2 separate regions of the Homo sapiens genome follow, and region 1 is linked to region 2. A link is a contact called in ENCODE Hi-C data. All regions are on one chromosome and are shown on one strand. Each heading gives the region's core, a stretch centred on a gene start or an enhancer-like site at or near the end of the contact. The rest is flanking DNA. Distances are from core to core; before and after follow the strand shown. Region 1 has its middle 32 kb from the start of SERPINB6. Region 2 overlaps GMDS (GDP-mannose 4,6-dehydratase).

Region 1 (5,115 bases), core at 218-2,717, 1.2 Mb before region 2:
TGACAGACAACGGGCCCTGAAAGAAATTGAAGTATTTTACCCCAAAACATATTTCTTTGACATATTTTGAAATGGCCCTGCAAAGCTGCCTCTTGTGGGGAAAATCTACATTTTTGTAGATAATCTCCTTCCCTTTCCGGGTCTTTCTCCTGATCCAGGAGAGTCTGAAAAGAGACATTTACAATAGATGCTCTCTGAAGCCTGCTCGCTTCATCTGCAGAATAAGACCCTTGGTCTCCACAACACCTTATCTTAACCCACACACTCCCTTCTATTGATTTCAGGTCTTTAGATGAACTTTCAACCAGAAAATCTTGGAATCCACCTGCGACCCAGAAGCTCCCCCCTGACCACCACCACCTTGGGCACGTGTTCTCAGGATCTCCAGGGGCTGTGTCAGAGGCCACGGTCACTCACATTTGGCTCAGAACAAATCTCTTCAAATACTTTACAGAGTTTGACAGTATTTCAATTTTATTGCATATATTATATTGCATATGAGTTTAACTCATATTTTGAGTTTTTAATCTCTTACTGTACCTAATTTATAAACTTTATTATATGTATAGAAAAAAACAGTATATATAGGATTCAGTACTATCCATAGTTTCAGGCATCCACTGGAGATCTCTGAACATATCCCTTGCAGGTAAGGGGGGAAGCTGCTGTGTACTTCTATATGTGTCGCATGTGAAGCGTGGCCAAAATGGGAAATCTGAAAATGAAGGGGGAAAATGAACATAATTAGGGCTTTGTTTACTTTCAGAAATGGGGTGTTATGTTGCCCAGGCTGGCCTCAAATTCCTGGACTCCAGCAATCTACCCCACCTCAGCCTCCCACGCAGCTGGGATTACTGGCATGTACCCCCACACCCAACATGGGTGGCTTATATCTTTTTAAGTTTACTTATTGTAAGTCATGTTGGCTACAATTAAAAATATATATTATATACTTGAAAATGAGTAAGATTCAAAATGTTCTTGTAAACTGTGTGTCTTCCCCTATCTGAAGGAATTTGGGAGGAGCAACCTTGCAAGAACCTTGGTCTTTTTACACCCAGAAATTGGTTTTTGGTTTCACTGACTTCAAGAATAAAACCGCAAACCCTCAGTGAATACTATAGCTCTTAAGGCGGCGCGCCTGGAGTTGTTCGTTCACTCTCACTGGGCTCGTCGTCTCACCCACTATAGAAATGAAATTGCAACTTTCGCAGTGAGTGTTCCGTTCCTCCTAATGGGCTCGTCGTCTCACCCACTTCAGAAATGAAGTTGCAACTTTCACAGAGTCGTCTCACCTACTTCAGAAATGAAGTTGCAACTTTCACAGATGAGTGTTTCGTTCCTCCTGCCGGGCTCGTCATCTCACCCACTTCAGAAATAAAGTGACAATTTTCGCAGTGAGCGCTACAGCTCATAAAGGCAACGCAGACGCCAAATGCAAACGAACAAACCTTATCACAGCACAGAAAACCCCAACGGGTTACCACTACAAGCTCCGGCAGCCTGCTTTTATTCTTTTATCTGGCCCCACCCACATCCTGCTGATTGGTAGAACCAAGTGGTCTGTTTTGACAGGGCGCTGATTGGTGCGTTTACAATCCCTGAGCTAGACATAAAGGTTCTCCAAGGCCCCACCAGAGTAGCTAGATATAGAGTGTCAATTGGTGCATTCACTAAACCTTGAGCTAGATGCAGGATGCTGATTGGTGTGTTTACAAACCTTGAGCTAGATACAGAGTGCCGATTGGTGTATTTACAATCGCTGGGCCAGACACAAATGTTCTCCATGGTCCCCACCAGACTCAGGAGCCCAGCTGGCTTCACCCAGTGGATCCTGTACTGGGGCTGCAGGTGGAGCTGCCTGCCACTCCCACGCCATGCGCCCACACTCTTCAGCCCTTGGGTGGTCGATGGGACTGGGAGCCATGGAGTAGGGGGTGGTGTTCATCAGGGAGGCTCGGGCATGGCGGGCTGCAGGTCCCAAGTCCTGCCCCGCGGGAAGGCAGCTAAGGCCCAGTGAGAAATAGGGCGCAGCGCTGGTGGGCTGGCACTATGGGGGAACCCAGTACACCCTCTGCAGCCACTGGCCCGGGTGCTAAACCCCTCATTGCCCGAGGCCGGCATGGCCGGCCGGCTGCTCCGAGTGCGGGGCCCGCCAAGCCCACGCCCACCCGGAACTCCAGCTGGCCCGCAAGCGCCGCGCACAGCCCCAGTTCCCGCTGGCGCCTCTCTCTGCACACCTCCCTGCAAGCTGAGGAAGCCGGCTCCGGCCTTGCGTGGCCAGCCCAGAAACGGACTCCAACAGTGCAGCGGCGGGCTGAAGGGCTCCTCAAGTGCCGCCAAAGTGGGAGCCCAGGCAGAGGAGGCACCCAGAGCGACCGAGGGCTGTGAGGACTGCCAGCATGCTGTCACTTCTCACTTTGTACTTTTAAAAGGAAAGAATTCAAATGAGAGACAGGCAAGGGAACATTTATTTTAAGCAATGTGAAAGTTCATTGGAGAAAGTAGGCTTGGAAGAGGGTCAAGCAGGAGACTTCAAAAATCAAGTGCTGCTTCCGCTTTGATTTTTTTTTTTTTTTGGACGGAGTCTCGCTCTATTGCCCAGGCTGGAGTGCAGTGGTACAATCTCAGCTGACTGCAACCTTTGTCTCCAGGGTTCAAGCGATTCTCCTGCCTCAGCCTCCCGAGTAGCTGGGACTACAGGTGCTTGCCACCACGCCTGGCTGATTTTTTGTATTTTTAGTAGAGACAGGGTTTCACCATGTAAACCAGGATGGTCTTGATCTCCTGACTTCATGATCCACCTGCCTCAGCCTCCCAAAGTGCTGGAACTACAGGCGTGAGCCACCACCCCAGGCCTGCTTACAGTTTTTATACCCCTTACTCTTTTCCAGGCTGTCTCCACTCTTTGTTCTTCACCTCCCGGGCTGGCCCTCAAGTATTGCATGCCCAGTAGCCCTCCCAGTAGGCGCTGGATGGTTACTGAAGTTGTGCGCATGCCCATTAGATGCAATTCTCCCTTACTGGTCGAGCGCCCCTAGAGGAAAGTCATACACCGGGTAAATTTCACACCTTTCTATTACTGCACATGCTCAAAACCTTGTCTGGGACTGCCTTGCTAACTCCAGGTGTCTTCTGTCTGTTGCAAGACTCCTGTTATTCCCAGCGCCAGCCATGGCCACTTATTACCCTAGAGGGATAGTTTTATGCCCTTCAATCCCGGTCCCAATGAGAACCAGACAGCTCTGGGGTCCCTTCCTTGTCTTGCTCATTATTTCAGAGGGACAGATTTATAATTGTGACTGTGGCTTGACAAATGTCCAACATTCTTGGGGGCCCGTGCATGCCCTGCTCACGTCTAACCGCCTACTCTGACATTCTCATCACAAAAAAAATAGATGAGGTAATGCGTATGGGAATTAGCTTGTTTTAGCCATTCCACTGATATGGAAGGGTGTGCTCTCTTTAAATAACATGGCGGGGGGGGGAAGGGCGTGGTCCCTGGCTAGGGCTCCAACCCTGGGCCTGTGCCCACGGACCTAGTTGAGGACAGGCATTTTTGTTTTCCTGCCCCAATGTTGCACTTCTCAAGACCACCCTGGCCTGCCACGCCCCTACCCTGTGCCTGTAAAACCCTGAGACGCTAGCAGGCAGACACACAGGTGGCTGCATATCGAGAGGAGTACATCAGTGGAGGAACACACGAGCGGCTGGAAGTTGAGAGGAATGGGATGCACCAGCAGGCACCGGCATGCAGGCAGGCCATCCACCGGCAGAACAACGCAGTTTGACGGGGGCAGTTGAAGGAGAGCCCAGGTTGCCAGACTTACCTTGCACTCATTCTCCAAGCCCACATGTGATCCGATTCTTCTGGTACACCAAGGCAGGAACCCCAGGATACAGAAAGCCCTCTGTCCTTGCGATAAGGTAGGGGTCTGATTGAACTGGTTAACACAAGCCACCTATGGATAGCTAAACTAAAAAAGCACTCTAACACATGCCCAGTGGAGCTTCAGGAGTTGTAAACATTCAGCCCTAGACACTGCAAAAGGGTTGGAGCCCCACAGCCTACCTGTCTGTATTCTCTCCTAAAAGTTGGAGCAGCAGGGCACTAAAGTGAGCCATCAGCCCCATCACACATCCCGAGAGGAACAAGGGAACTTGCCCAGTTTCACTACCATGTAAGCATGTATCAAAACATAACATTGCAAAAGTCTACACAACTATTACTTGTCCATTTTTTAAAAATTCACTGCAAGTGATTTTTATTAGAGGACCTAAGACTGTCAAATCGTTCTTTAAAAATGTTTGGAAAAGATCAAATTGAATTTTTAAAATTCACAATTTAAACTTTAAATATACGTTATTCTCAAAGTACAGTTATTTGCTATGCAGTGAATTGTGCCCAGCCCCCTCCACAAATTCATACGTTGAAACCTTAACACGTAATTCATGATTTTAAACGAGAAATTTTTACAGTTAAGGTTGCTAAAAACAACCATCACCAAAAACACTGTGCTGGTGGGTTCATTGGTCTTACTGACTTCGGGAATGAAGCCACAGACCCGTGTGGTGTTACAAGTTCTTTAAAGCGGTATGTCCTCCCTTTACTTCTTTCATGGTGGGCTTAGCGATCTCATCGGCTCAAGAGTAAAGCTCTAAAACATTCAGTGAGTGTCATAAACTACATAACGCCATACGCTCCTGATAGTTGTTTAACTCTACAAATGGGTTGGTTCTATTTTCATACCTTCAAAAACAAAACCACAGAGCTTTACAAAGAATGTTACAGCTCATACAGGAAACAAAACCGAAAAACAGCACATTTACTGAAAAAAAGAGAAAAAAAAAAAAAAAAGCAAGAAGAATAACCATTTTCACTACATTGAAGCAGATCTCAGCAAACATACCACGGCTAACTCCGACAGCCTGCTTTTATTCCCTTATCTGGCCCCACCCACATCTTGCTGATTGGTCCATTTTACAGAAAGCTGACTGGTCTGTTTTACAGAGAGCTGATTGGTCCGTTTTGCCAGGGTGCTGATTGGTGCGTTTACAATCCCTGAGCTAGACACAAAAGTTTTCCAAGTACCCACTAGATTAGCTAGACACAGA
Region 2 (5,142 bases), core at 1,808-4,307:
GCACATTGGAAAAACCATTGTGTAAGTATACCTGAGAAATGACTACTTGTAGCTCTCTGGCAGGTATGCACCTGAGCTTGCTGAAGCCTCGGTTCTGGCTGTCATCTTCCCCCTTCACTCTCCTGAAGAGCAATACAGAAAGTTTCAGTGTAGAGTGGGGCCTTTGCTCTGCTCTGCATCCAGCCCTACTTGTGTTATTTGTCAGATGTTGGTCAGCATCTAAACCAAGTTTTTCCACATTTCTTTCATCTTTCTTTTAAGATGTTTTTGGCCAGGCGCGGTGGTTCACGCCTGTAATCCCAGCACTTTGGGAAGCCGAGACAGGAGGATCATGAGGTCAGGAGTTCAAGACCAGCCTGACCAACATGGTGAAACCCCATCTCTACTACAACTACAAAAATTAGCTGGGCGTGGTGGTGCGCGCCTGTTATCCCAGCTACTCAGGAGGCTGAGGAAAGAGAACCGCTTGAACCCGGGAGGCAGAGATTGCAGTGAGCTGAGATCATGCCATTGCACTCCAGCCTGGGTGAAAGAGCAAGACTCCATCTCAAAAAAAAAAAAGAAAGATGTTTTTACTTTCATTTATTTTTAAATACTATTTTATTTTACTTTTTTTAGTTTTAAATGTTTTGTCTCAATATAAGCACCTTCTTTTTTTTTTTTTTTTTTTTTTTTTTGAGACAGAGTCTTGCTCTGTTGCTCAGGCTGGAGTGCAGTGGTGCGATCTTGGCTCACTGCAACCTCCACCTCCCAGGTTCAAGCAATTCTCCTGCCTCAGCCTCCCAAGTAGCTGGGATTACAGGCATGCCCCACCATGCCCAGCTAATTTTTGTATTTTTAGTAGAGATGGGGTTTCATTGTGTTGACCAGGCTAGTCTTCGAACTCCTGACCTCAGGTGATCCACCCGCCTTGGCCTCCCAAAGTGCTGGGATTACAGGCATGAACCACCACGCCTGGCCAAAAACATCTTAAAAGAAAGATGAAAGAAATTTGGAAAATTTTCCAAATTTCTTTCATCATGTTATGTGAAAGAAGCCAGACACAGAATGACAAGTACTGAATGATATCACTCCTGTGAAATCTAAAGAAAGATGATAGAGAAGCAGAGAGTAGAATGGTGCTTACCAGAAGCTGAGGAAGGGATGGGTGGAAAGAGGCTGGGGAGAGAATGGTAAATGGGTACAAAGTAACAATAAGATAGGAGAAATAAGTTCTGGTATTCTGTTGTACAATAGGGTGTCTAAGGTTAACAATACCTATTGTATATGTCAAAATAGCTGGAAGAGAGAATTTTTAATGTTGTCACCAGAAAGAAATATGTGCATGAGCTGATAGAGATACACTAACTACCCTGAATGGATCATTATACAACATATACATGTGTCAAAATATCAAAATGTACCCCATAAATGTGTACAATTATAATGTGTCAATTAAAATTTTAAAAACAAAAATAAGAACACTCAGAAAAAGAGATACTGCCCAATTATTTTGTGAACATTTTGTCTCAATATACTTCCAATTTTATGAAAAATATTGACAATTCGTGGCCAAGAGTTACATAAATTTGTTTTGCATGAAAACTTTGTGCAGGAAACTAATGACATTAATTATAGAAAATTAAGGCAAAAATAAGATCTTTTTCAAATTTTACGTATAATATGGGGAGTTGGAAAATAGCATATAGATAGGAAGCAAGAAGATATAAAATAATCTTTGAAGTGTAATTTGGTTATGTTGATTCTTTTGGCCTTCTATTTTATTTTTTAAAGAAGATACCTCATTTTTCAAAAAAAAAAATTGGCCTTCTTCTCTTGTGGACTGAAAAATGCATTGTTGGATTGATTATGTTTGGAATTGAGGGTTTTTTTATACTTTTCAAATATAAAATTTATGTTGCTTCTAAGTAACCCTCCTTTTTTTTTTTTTTTGAGACGGAGTCTCACTCTGTCCCCCAGGCTGGAGTGCAGTGGCACGATCTTGGCTCACTACAACCTCCGCCTTCTGGGTTCCAGTGATTCTCCTGCCTCAGCCTCCCAAGTAGCTGGGATTACAGGCATGGACCACCACGCCCATCTAATTTTTGTATTTTTAGTAGAGACGGGGTTTTACCATATTGGCCAGGCTGGTCTCAAACTCCTGACCTCAAGTGATCCGCCCACCTCGGCTTCCCAAAGTGCTGGGATTACAGGCATGAGCCACCGCACCTGGCCCAAAAATTTTAATTAAAACGTATAGTTTAGCAGAAATTAATATCTGCCACTCTCATTAATTACTTTTTTTAATAACTCTCTAACATATTTTAACAAATTTATATTGTATATGTGAATAACACAGATTATACTTAAACAAGTTTAATGAGAAAAATAAGATGTAAGCATAACATCTTATTCTTTAAAAAATATGTGCACTTTTGTTTATGTTCTCTGTAGGAATCAAACATGACATTTTATTATTAGGAGTGTCCTGTTATGCTCCAAAAGTTGCGAAGGATGATACGCATGAATTATTTTTTAAATGTGTGAAGTATCTATGCTAATAAAGGCTTAAGCATAGTGAAACTGTTTAGTACTATATTAGGAAAGGGAGAAAAGTGAATGGACTTTCCCAGCAGTCAGAGTTCTTCTGTTTTTCAGGAACTGAAACTGAACTCAGAGTAGCCTTAGGTACCTGGTGCTCCTTCAGGGCCCCTCTGCTTCTTGGCTCCAGTGCCCTGGGATGTTGCCTCCATCCCTCAGCTGCTCCCCATGGCAGAGGGCAGTCTAGACTGCCTTTCTGGGGACACAGCCTCACACAGTCAAAAGAGGAATAGAACCTTTAAGAACAATCCACCTAGAAAAATCCTGAGGAAGGACTGTGGCTGGCCCTTGTGGGTCCTGCAGTTATCCCTAGACCTGTCGCTGTGGCCAGCGTGGGACTGGATCCCAGGCCTTGGCCTGTTTTCAGGGTGTGAGGATTCTGGGATGAGCAGCCCCACTGAAAGTCCACTGTTTGAATGCGGGGGAGCAGGGTCTTCCCCTATAGCAGGATGCTATTGCAGAAGAACGGCAGGATGTGCTCCAAGACAGACAGAGACAGCCCATGCTCACCGCGGCACGCAGGGAGTGGTTAGGGCGAGCCTGGAGGCATGCCAGGAGCCGCACCCCTACTGTGTTTAATTTCCAGGGCTGGGGCACTATTGCACTGAGAAGGAAACTGAGGCACAGTGCAGTTCAGTGCTCTCCCCAGGTCACACAGCAAGGGAGTAGCAGAGCCAGGGTCTGAAATGAGTATGTTGTGACCCAAGACGCTCCTCTTTCCTTTATGTGCACTTTTTATCCTTCTTGTTCATATGCTGTCAAAAAAAACTTTGTGATAGGATATTTGCAGTGAACACAGACCCAGGTCTTCATGCCTGTGGGCATCGTCTCCTTCCCAGGTTATCCTCAGTGCTCTCAACAGCTGACGGTGCTCTGTAAATACTTAATTAAGCACAAGTGGATATCCCAAAAGCCAGCTTATCCAGAAAGTCCTCCCAGAAACACCCACTGTCATCCTGATTTCCGCAGATTTCATGGTTAGCCTTATTCCCTCTCATATGGTGGGGACAGCTTGAGGGAAACCACCATGCTTCCTCCCTAGAGGCTTGTTGGAGCTGTCCAGCTAAGGATGAGGAGGATCTGCATTCAGCCGAGAACATGGAGAGGGAGAGGAGCGATTGATTTGAGTCTTAGAATCAGCGGGATTTGGTGAACAGCCAGATGTAGAGGGTGAAGGACAGCCAAGCTCTCTAGTCTCATTAGCATTGCCATTAATTAAGCTAGAAAGCTTTCTGCTAGCTCAGAGTTCTACTTGTTGTGCTTTGTGTCCTTGCCTCATATTACATGAGGCTGTACCGTATCAGACACACCAATCAGCATCTGGAACATTCTCACTTTTGCTATTCTAAGCTCTGCTGTCTCTTCCCATTTTTGTTATCGTTTTTAAAATTTATCCGTTGTAATGTTCTCCGAAAAGGCTTGACACGTGTCGCCATCTGTATATTTAGAATCGACACAGATATTTCCTCTTGAAGTCTTTGACATCACTTGAGTAATTTGAATAATTTTTGTTTTGCATTTATTAGAAAATAGCACATTAATTTGAGTTTGGGTTAGTAGAAGATATTCGGGGAAGCAGATCAGTACCACATGCAGTCCTGATAAAATGTAAGGTAACGTTTTAAATTCTTACACAGTCATTTGTATTGAGAAAGGCAGCCTTATGACAACTGCTTTCTTTTGATAGCATCTGTGTGTGTGTATGTGTGTGTGTATGTGTGTATATGTGTGTGTGTATGTGTCTGTGTGTGTGTATGTGTATCTGTGTGTGTATGTGTGTATGGGTGTGTGGTGTGTGTGTATATGTGTGGTGTGTATGTGTGTGGTGTGTGTGTGGTATGTGTGTATGTGTGTGGTGTATGTGGTGTGTGTGTGTGGTGTGTGTATGTGTGTATGTGTGTCTGTGTGTGTGGTGTGTTTGTGGTGTGTGTGTATGTGTGTGTATGTATGTGTGTATCTGTGTATGTGTGTGTGGTGTGTATGTATCTGTGTGTGGTGTGTGGTGTGTATGTGTGTGGGGTTGCGTGTGTATGTATGTGTGTATGTGTGCATATCTGTGCGCGTATCTGTGTGTGTGGTGTGTCTTTGTGGTGTGTGTGTATGTGTGTGTATGTATGTGTGTATGTATGTGTATCTGTGTGTGTGGTGTGTGTGTATGTGTATGTGTATGTGTGTGTGTGTTTGTGGTGTGTCTTTGTGGTGTGTGCGTGTGTGTGTATGTATGTGTGTATGTATATCTGTGTGTGTGGTGTGTGTATGTGTATGTATGTGTGCGTGTGTATCTGTGTGTGTGTTTGTGGTGTGTGTGGTGTGTGTATGTGTGTGTATTTTTGTGTGTGTGGTGTGTGTGTGTATCTGTGTGTGTGGTGTGTATGTGTGTGTATCTCTGTGTGTGTGTGTGTGTGTGTTTGTGTGTGTGTGGAGCACATTGCATTGTTGGGGCTCTTTTTAGTGCTGTGTTTTGTTTTTCCTTTCACATCAACTTACCACTAAGTATGTAGTGTGAAAAGGAAACACTTTTCTCCTACAATTAAGATGATAGTAGGATAACCCAAACAGGCA

What was found. A loop is a pair of places that touch in the nucleus more often than their neighbours do. Pooled maps may share reads with other maps.
Region 1: a map with no recorded cell type shows a loop between it and region 2 (8-fold over the local background). The contact joins two enhancer-like sites. A Hi-C loop is called at or near these places in 2 of 37 single-sample maps with no recorded cell type and 2 of 50 pooled maps.

What each region holds. Positions count from the first base shown.
Region 1 is chr6:2,936,748-2,941,862 of GRCh38, reverse strand. No RefSeq gene overlaps it. Among named protein-coding and RNA genes, the nearest start is that of SERPINB6, 32 kb to the left of the region's middle. Within about 2 kb of position 1,467, at least 9 of the 41 ENCODE cell types and tissues checked have a DNase peak (open chromatin) inside an H3K27ac peak, as active enhancers do.
Region 2 is chr6:1,737,347-1,742,488 of GRCh38, reverse strand. It overlaps GMDS (GDP-mannose 4,6-dehydratase), which reads left to right. Exons shown (of 11, transcript NM_001500.4): 8 at 1-21. Among named protein-coding and RNA genes, the nearest start is that of FOXC1, 130 kb to the right of the region's middle. RefSeq lists an enhancer at 2,484-2,823. Within about 2 kb of position 3,057, at least 2 of the 41 ENCODE cell types and tissues checked have a DNase peak (open chromatin) inside an H3K27ac peak, as active enhancers do.